Regions from separate parts of the Homo sapiens genome. Here region 2 is linked to region 1. A link is a loop called in an ENCODE intact Hi-C map of the cell type or tissue named here. Cell type or tissue: heart right ventricle. All regions are shown on one strand. Links, peaks and the distances in the headings refer to the core of each region. The heading gives the core; the rest is flanking DNA. Region 1 has its middle 52 kb from the start of AGR3. Region 2 overlaps AGR3 (anterior gradient 3, protein disulphide isomerase family member).

Evidence for each region. Hi-C counts contacts between places; a loop is a spot of excess contacts. Peaks named below come from ENCODE experiments on the same cell type or tissue, not always from the same donor. Only the 100,000 strongest peaks of a DNase experiment are listed, where the experiment ranks them.
Region 2: a loop joins it to region 1, with 5 times the contacts of the local background. A loop is called at or near these places in 1 of 110 quality-filtered maps.

What each region holds. Positions count from the first base shown.
Region 1 is chr7:16,931,388-16,935,794 of GRCh38, reverse strand. No RefSeq gene overlaps it. Among named protein-coding and RNA genes, the nearest start is that of AGR3, 52 kb to the right of the region's middle. In heart right ventricle, for the core only: no CTCF peak of the experiment used is centred there; a DNase peak (open chromatin) is centred at 1,787.
Region 2 is chr7:16,872,583-16,876,989 of GRCh38, reverse strand. It overlaps AGR3 (anterior gradient 3, protein disulphide isomerase family member), which reads left to right. Exons shown (of 8, transcript NM_176813.5): 3 at 3,147-3,210. Among named protein-coding and RNA genes, the nearest start is that of AGR3, 7.2 kb to the left of the region's middle. In heart right ventricle, for the core only: no CTCF peak of the experiment used is centred there; no DNase peak of the experiment used is centred there.

The DNA.
Region 1 (4,407 bases), core at 132-4,131:
ACACTGAAATGCTCAACCATTTTAAATACTCAGTAAATGCTTGTTGAACACACTCTGTAAATTTAGAGTTATTCAACTGCTGTGTATTCTTTAACTTGATTATTTCATTGTCTACAGATGAGTAATTCTTCATATCTTGTCTACATCTCTCTAAATAGAGCACTTTCTTCCTGCTCCCTGCCTCTCAAGAGACTAAGCATAGGTAAAGTGTAGCCTAAATATGTCCTTACCTGCTGGCATGACCTTGGCACCTGGGAGAGGCAGAATCTTGGCACAGTTAACATTTACATCATCACAGCCCTTACAAGGCTGAACTCTATAAGGAAGTTACAAAAATCAGAGCTAGCCTGAGACTGCTCCTAATTCTGATCATGTTGTGAGTATGTGCATTATTCACATGGTGTCGTTTGGAATTGTTGTAACTTAGCATATAAATTCATTACTTGATTTTTATAATCTTTTATATACACAGGAGGTCTCCGTATTATATTTCCATTTTAAATATATGTCCTTATTGCTTTGCTTACTCTTTAGTCCCTGGGAAATATGATGGATTTTTTATTTTTAATTTTTTTTTTTTTACAAAGTCAAGTTTTCACAAAGTGTGGTCTGTGAGTCAAACACTCAGCGGTGCTTGGTAATAGCGAGTCATCTGGGTGTTACTCCAAACCCAAGCAATTAAAAGTAGGCCTCCCAGGCATCTGCATTTTAACGTGTTCCCCCTTGGTGACAACTGGATCTTGAATATTTGTACATAAGTAAGTACTGTCAGAGATGCAAAATAAATGCCTTGAGCCACCCATGTGCTGGGGGGAGAGGACACTGGGAGGAAGACCCCACTCCATTTCCTTGTCAAATGCAGAGGGAGTGGTGTGGCAGCTGCACACCCTGGCGGATGGAGTGCCTTAGGCCCCTTGAGCGGAGTTACCACTATGGGAGTGTAATCTTGAAGTAGCCCATGGGTTTAAGGGTTGGGTCCAAGTTTTGTCAAGAATATGCCTTAATTAGGGAGTCATTGTTTTCCTTTATAACCTTACTGTAGGATGAACACACACACACACACACACACACACACACACACACACAAAGGGCAAAATCCATTCCTCCCTGCCAGATGGGTTAGCATCCAATGTTTTCTAGAAGGGGCATGGGTGGTTCAGGACTGCAAGTGTACATCCATAGGGAGAATTAATTCACCACACATAAAGGTGAGAAAATCCTCCACAGGATAATGTATATTCGCATTTTTGTTTATCAGAAAATGTTGATTTTCTTCCTTAAGCAGAAAACAAGTTTGTTTTGATGAAGATCTTTATGACTATTGAAGTGTAAACATGCATAAACAACATGCAGCACCACCTTCCCAGCCAAGAGTGCAGCACATCCTCTTACCTTCACACTCGAAAAAGGGATCAACAAAAGTGATAGGTTATTTTAAGGTAGAATCAAATGTGACCGGACATTTTAGTATTTCAACAACAGCTTTATAAATAACTTAAAAGCAGCGGACTCCATAATGGGGAGGGATTCTGATAAAACAAAAATAATATTTTCAAATTTTAACAAAGTGTGAGTATGCTGTCGGTACTTAGCTACACACATTATGGATGGGGGAAGGGAGGAATTACCCTTAGGTAGGGGCACCAGGAGAAAGAGGAAGCTGGATATCAAAAAGGGAAGCAGCTCAGAAGGAATAAAAAGGGTGTGGGAAGAGGTAGTGGAGCAGAGGAAGTGGCTGTGCCTGCCCCCAAACCCACAACAGAGAGACAGGGGAAATAAGCCACCAGCCTCGGAGGAGATGTTTCACAGCACAGATGCTGAAAAGTGCAGTCATCTTCATGCCCCATCTCACAACATCTCAAATGGCTGCTGTGTGCCCCTTTGGTTTTCCACTTGGGAAAATGGCACCATGAAAATGTCCACTGTTCTGACAATGTTTTCTGGCTCAGATGACAACCTAGAAGAGGCCTAATGTAAAGTATTTTAGGCATTTTTTGTTGTTGTTTCATTTTATTGTCAGCAGTGAAGCAAAACCACTTGAGGCTTTGAGTGCACAACTGGCACATTTAGTTCAGTCTCATCACAATGGTACTCGAAGTCGAGACACAACAGAAACCAACATGGGAACGGCAAGAAGGAAAGAAGGATATAAAAAGCCCTGTGGCTCTTAGTACAGAGGAGGCATTTCTCATTTGGTCTCACCATCTTAAGTTGTAGTTAATTTTAAGAAATCAGTTAGTATGACTTTACAAAGCTCTAATCCAGTGAGCATTTTAGTTATTTTTGTTGGCCTTCCAAGGTATGAGCCATGTCCCTTTGTTCTTTTTTATCTTTTGGCTTACAGAGAAACCAACCCACCCTCTGCTCCTTGAGAAATACAAGCCAAATTCCTTCTGAGACAGGTCAAGAAGAAATGAATTCTTTATTTTTAGTTCCTATTTCCAAGGTAATATAATTTGGCAGAAACAAACAAAAAGGTATAGGGCAAAAATTAACCCACAGCAGAGCCTTTGCTGATGCCTGCCATCAATCTAGATCACTGTCCCCACTGGACAGCCTGCACAAACTAGGAGCAATGGTAGCACACTTGTCTTCAAGGTGTTCACTCAGGCTGGGTGCAGTGGCTCACACTTGTAATCCCAGCACTTTGGGAGGGTGAGGCAGGAGGATTGCTTGAGCCTAGGAGTTCGAAACCAGCCTGGGCAATATAGAGAAGCCCTGTCTCTACCAAAAAATAAAATAAAATAAAATAATTAATTAGCTGGGTGTGGTGGCATGCACTTGTGGACCCAGCCACTTGGGAGGCTGAGGTGGGAAGATCACTTGAGCCCGGGAGATTAAGGCTGCAATGAGCCATGATTGCACTACTACATTCCAGCCTGGAAGACACAGGGAAAAAAAAAAAAAAAGAAAAGATGTTCATTCAGCTCAGCCTGAAAATATCCTCTCACTAGTAAGAGTGAAGCAGCTGCAAAGAATACCAGGAGAAATGCAAAGTTCTCTCTAAAAGCAAACAGGCCTAAACCACTCAAAGCACTCTGCACTGAATGGTACTATTTAAATAAAAAATAAATTATATTCTTCATATTGTTTCAAGCATTTATAATCATAACCAACTTATAAACCCAGAAATGTTGATCATTTCTAATGTTGAAAAGTAAACTCAACTAAAGAAGTAAACTAATTCATTTGCTATCTCAACCTATGCCTAAAAATGTTAATACTACTATTTAAATCTTAAGTATACATAATACAGTTAAATTTTGAAAATATTTTAATTTTATGTAAAAAATGTTTGCTTCTTTCATATTACTGACTAGTTCTTTAAAAAAAAATTCTAAATCTTGTGCAAGATACATATCAAGGATCTGGAAAATGTTGTCACAATCAGAAAACTGAGATTCCTATAAGAATCCAAGGGGTTTTTTTGAAGAATAAAAATAAACACCAAAAACTTTTCTTCTCCTTCTTCATGCATTGACTTCCAAGAGGAATCAATTTTGTCTTTCTTAGTAGTTACAGGGTTTAATGATGTTTCTTTCTAGTAAGAGTAAAATAAGTTACGTCAGTTAGATCAAGATTTTTAGGAAAAAATAAAGGATGGGATTCAGAAATAAAATACTCAAATGAGGAAAGGAGAAGGAAAGGCACCTTTAGGACTACAACAGTGGGCTTGGAATGAAGGTAAAAGAGAAGGTAAAAGGTAGAAAAAAACCGGAAAGAGGTTTCTATGCCATATCAGCTATGTCTGACAGTGAGAATCAAATAGGAACATCATGCTGGGAAAGAATATTCGGAAGAGAGGATATAGTTCAGGTGAAAGATCTTGACTAGCCTGAAGAATCAAAATGCCATAAGCAACAAATATAGTAAAGGCATTAATTCTTCAAAGTATTTAAAGAGCAAGTTAAGAAAGTAATACTACAGGCATAACTTGTTTTATTGCACTTTGCTTTATTGTGCTCTGAAGCTACTGTGTTTTCTTACAAATTGAAGATACGTGGCAACTCTACATGAGCAAGGATATCAGTGCCATTTTTCCAACAGCAGGTGTTCACTTTGTGTCCCTGTGTTACATTTTGGTAACTCTCAAAATATTTCAAACTTTTATTATTGTTATTATTAACTGTGATGGTGACCTGTGATCAATACTTCATATTACTATTGTAATTGTTTTAGGGCACCACAAACTACACCCATATAAGACAGCAAACTTAACAAATATTGCTTGTGTTCTGACTGTTCTACTGAACCGCCACTTCCCTGTCTTTCTGCCCTCTTTGGCCCTCCCTATTCCCCAAGCCACCACAACATTGAAATTAGGCCAATTAATAACCCTACAATGACCTCTGAGTATTCAAATGAAGGAAGAGTCCCACATCTCTCACTTTAAACCAAAAGTTACAA
Region 2 (4,407 bases), core at 252-4,251, 59 kb after region 1:
TCTCTGTATAAGCATAACTGTTGTAAAACAATGAGCTCAGTAGCCCTAAAGTGACAAAGACTAAACTAGTTATTGCCCTTAAAGATTTTCCATGTCTGCATTAAGCAGCACTGTGATAACTATACGTCAAGGCATCAACATTCTGTGTGCTCACTTCTAAATATTTATTTAAAACTCTTGTTGAATGTTTTGAAAAAATATATTACATTTGTATGCCCTATTTTAAACAACTTAAAGGTTCTATTATTTCAATTGATAAGAAACTAATTTAACACAGAAGATGACTGATATTAGCTGAGAACACCATTATTGAGAATTGGTTTATATTTGGCAAAGTCTTTTACCATCTATTGCTACATGGGAGATAATGGAGAGAATGAGGCTCAGAATGAATGAAGATTAAAGGTAGGGGTGAGTGGGAGAAGTCTGGATACAGTATAAAGAGTGGCATATGGAGCCCCTTAGAGCACAGGGCAGCACTAGTTAAGTAGAGAAGGCAGTAAGGAGAAAAGGAAGATTAATTAGAAAAAGGTAGAAGAAGGTTCAGGGAGAAAAAAATACACACACATAGAATGATCCAAAAAAAATCCAATTTCCTTTGAATCAGAATTGCTGAGTACCTAGTCCAGTGATTGGCGGATAGTAAATATTTAATAAATATATGTTAGATAAATGAATAAAATCTCAAAAGACAAGAAAATATAGCCAGAGATAGAGATAGGGCTAGAATTAGAGTAATGAGCAGAAGCCATGAAGTGCATTTAAACTGTGTAACAGCTTTGACCTATTGTGATTATAACAGAGTAAATAAAAAATCATTATAATGCAATATGGCTTTTCTACAGAGCTATGGACAATTTGTTGAGAATAGGGATTATATTGCTCTATGTTTGTATTCCCACTGCTTTGTGGAGTAAGTTATGCAGCAGATGTTCCTTTACTGTTTGTGGAACTAAATTGAGCAGGAGCAGAGAATAGAAATTTTCCCCACTGCTAATGCTCCATCATTGAATGATATTTGCAACAGAAGAGGGAAAATTCAGCAGAGGCCTCGTCTCACTTGCTGTTTTAGAATAACTTTTACTTAATGCAAAATGTGATGTATAGATATTGCATGTGTTCAACCAAAGTTGGAAAGAGAATCTTTCAGGATTATTACAGAGAGCAAGAGTTCCTGTTAAGATGTGGCATTAAACTAACAAGAGATGTTTTTCAATGTTAAGATTTTAAATCAGGCAAAAAAAAACAAAAAACAAAAATGTTGCTGGTGAGTATATAAAATGATGCATCTACTTTAGAAAATAACCCGGCAGCTCCTCAAAAAGCTAAATACAGAGTGACCATTTGATCAGCAGTTCCACTCCTAGGTATATACCCAAGATAAATGAAAATATATACCACTGAAAAACTTGTATATGTATGTTCATAGCATCATTATTCATAAAAGACAAAAAGTGGAAACAACCCAAATATCATTAACTGATGAACAGATAAATAAAATATGGTATATTCATACAATGGAATAATATTTGACCATAAAAAATGAATTAAATAATAATACATGGCACTATAAGGATGAACCTTAAAAAGGTTATGCTGAGTGAAAAAATCTAGTCACAAAAGCCTACATATTGTATGATTCCATTTATATGAAATGTCCAGCATAAGCAAATCTATAGAGACAGAAAGTAGATTAGGGGTTTCTTAGGGCTGTGGCATTTGAAGAAAATGGGGAGCAGGTGATAGCTAAATGGTATAGGGTTTCTTTTTGAGGAGATGAAAATGTTCTAAAATTGATGTGATGATGGTTGCACAACTTCGTGGATATACTGAAAAAAGCACACATTTTCTTTTTTTCTTTTTTTTTTTTTTTTTGAGATGGAGTCTCGCTCTGTTACCCAGGCTGGAGAGCAGTGGCGCAATCTTGGCTCACTGCAACATCCACCCCCAGGTTCAAGCGATTCTCCTGCCTCAGCCTCCCGAGTAGCTGGGACTACAGGCACATGCCACCACACCCAGCTAATTTTTGCATTTTTAGTAGAGACAGATTACACTGTATTGACCAGGCTAGTCTTGAACTCCTGACCTCAAATGATCCACCCACCTTGGTCTCACAAAGTGCTAGGATTACAGTCATGAGCCACCATGCCTGGCCAAAAGTATACGTTTTCAATAGGTGAGTTGTATTGGCGTATGAATTTTATTTCAATAAAGCTGTCGCCAGAAAACAAACATGAAAAACAAGCAAAAATCATGGAATCATATTTATCAAATTACTATCATATTTACCATGATATTAAAGCCAGAAACTGTGGTCTGACAACATTTGAAATGTACAAGAAAACCTGGGCCCAAACTGACTTCCAAATATTGCTAATTTTCACATTAATTCAATCTCTCTCATTCGTAGACTGAGACACTTCCTGAAAATACTCAGTAATGTTTTTGGAGGTTCTGCACATTCTTCTACTTGATGATTTTATCTTTAATTGCTTATACACATTCCCAACTATTCATACCATTTCTTTAAGGCTAATGGGTTCTCTCTATATTCATTGCTTTCTGTTTTTTCTCTCCATTCTTTTGGGTGTTTCCAAAACACATGCGTTTTATTATGTCTCTTGGCCATGAAATTCCCACACAAGAATTTTTTCCATGTCAGAATTCAAAGCAAAACTTGGAATTCCCTTATTTCACAACGTATACTGACTTAGAAGAGGTCAACATCTCTTGGGACCCAAAATAGGAGGGCATTGTAGAGTACAGCCGAAAGGATTCCTAATAATATTACAAAGTATGCAAAGATGAACTGTTACTTTCCAAGCGTTCCTAAAGCCACAGCTTTTACATTATCCAAAGATGTCCTTTCAATCAGCTCTAATCATAACAACATGTATTGAGTACTTACTGGGTTCAAGGCCATGGGCCTCGAGGTTTGAAATGCAGTAGCAAAACCTCAGTACTGCAATCTAAAGGGAAATCACCTCCATATCTTGTGAAAATTGTGTGTCCTCTGCACCATATGTCAGCCAACAGCTTGATGGCTTAGTTAAATATCTGTAGGTAGATATCTGATTATTAGATACCCATTTCCGAGCTCTTCTCTAGTTCTGGGTTACTGCATTGATTTCTCTCTTCTATTTCAGGATGGGGAGATGACATCACTTGGGTACAAACTTATGAAGAAGGTCTCTTTTATGCTCAAAAAAGGTAACATGCTTCTCAGCTCATTTTTTTCCTTTTATTTGTAGTAGACTCATAATAATTGTACATATTTATGGAATATAGAGTGATATGCTGATACATGTACACAATGTGTAGTGATCAAATCAGTGTAATTAGCATATGCATCACCTGAAACATATCATTTCTTTCTGGTGGGAACACTCAAAATCCTCTCTACTAGCTTTTTAAATATATACAATAAACTATTGTTAACTGTATGTACCCTATAGTGCTGTAGAATACTACTCAAACTTATTCCTCCTATCTAGCTATATTTTTGCATCTATTAATCAACCTCTCCTTATCCTTCCAGCTCTGAACCCTCCCCAGCTTCTAATAACCAGAGTTCTACTCTCTACTTCTATTAGTACAACTTTTTTTTAAGCTACTCTATATGAGTCAGAATTTGTGGTATTTATCTTTCTATATCTGACTTATTTCACTTAACACATCCTCCAGGCTCATTCATGCTGCTGTGAATGAGAGCATTTCATTATTTTTATGTCTGGGTAGTAGTCCACTGTGAATATATAACATGTTCTCTTTATCCATCCATCCATTGATGGACATTTAGGTTGATTCTATATCTTGGCTATTGTGAATAGTGATTCCATAAATATGGAGATGCAAATATCTCTTTGATATACTGATTTTTTAAATAAATACTCAGTAGTAGGAAAGCTGGATCATATGGTAGTTATATTTTTAGTTTTCTGAGAATCCTCTATATGTTTGCATAATGGCTGTACTAATTTACATTCCTACCAACAGTGTATAAGAATTCCCTCTTCTCTGCATCCTCACCAGCATTTGTTATTTTTTGTCTTTTTGATAATATCAGTTCTAACTGTGGTGGGATAATATCTCATTGTGGTTTTGATCTGCCTTTCCCCGATGATTAGAGATGTTGAGAATTTCTTCATATCCTTGGCCATTTGTGTGTCTTCTTTTGAGAAATGTCTATTCAGATCTTTTGCCCATTTTAAAATCAAATCATTTGGGGTTTTTTGTTGTTGAGTTGTTTGAGTTCCTTGTATATTCTAGATATAGGCCCATGTCGAATGAATAGTTTGCAAATAATTTCTCCTATTCTACAGTTTGTCCCCTTATGCTTTTGTTTCCTTTGCTGTTCAGATGCTTCTCAGGTGACATAGTCCCATTTGTCTATTTTTGTTTTTGTTG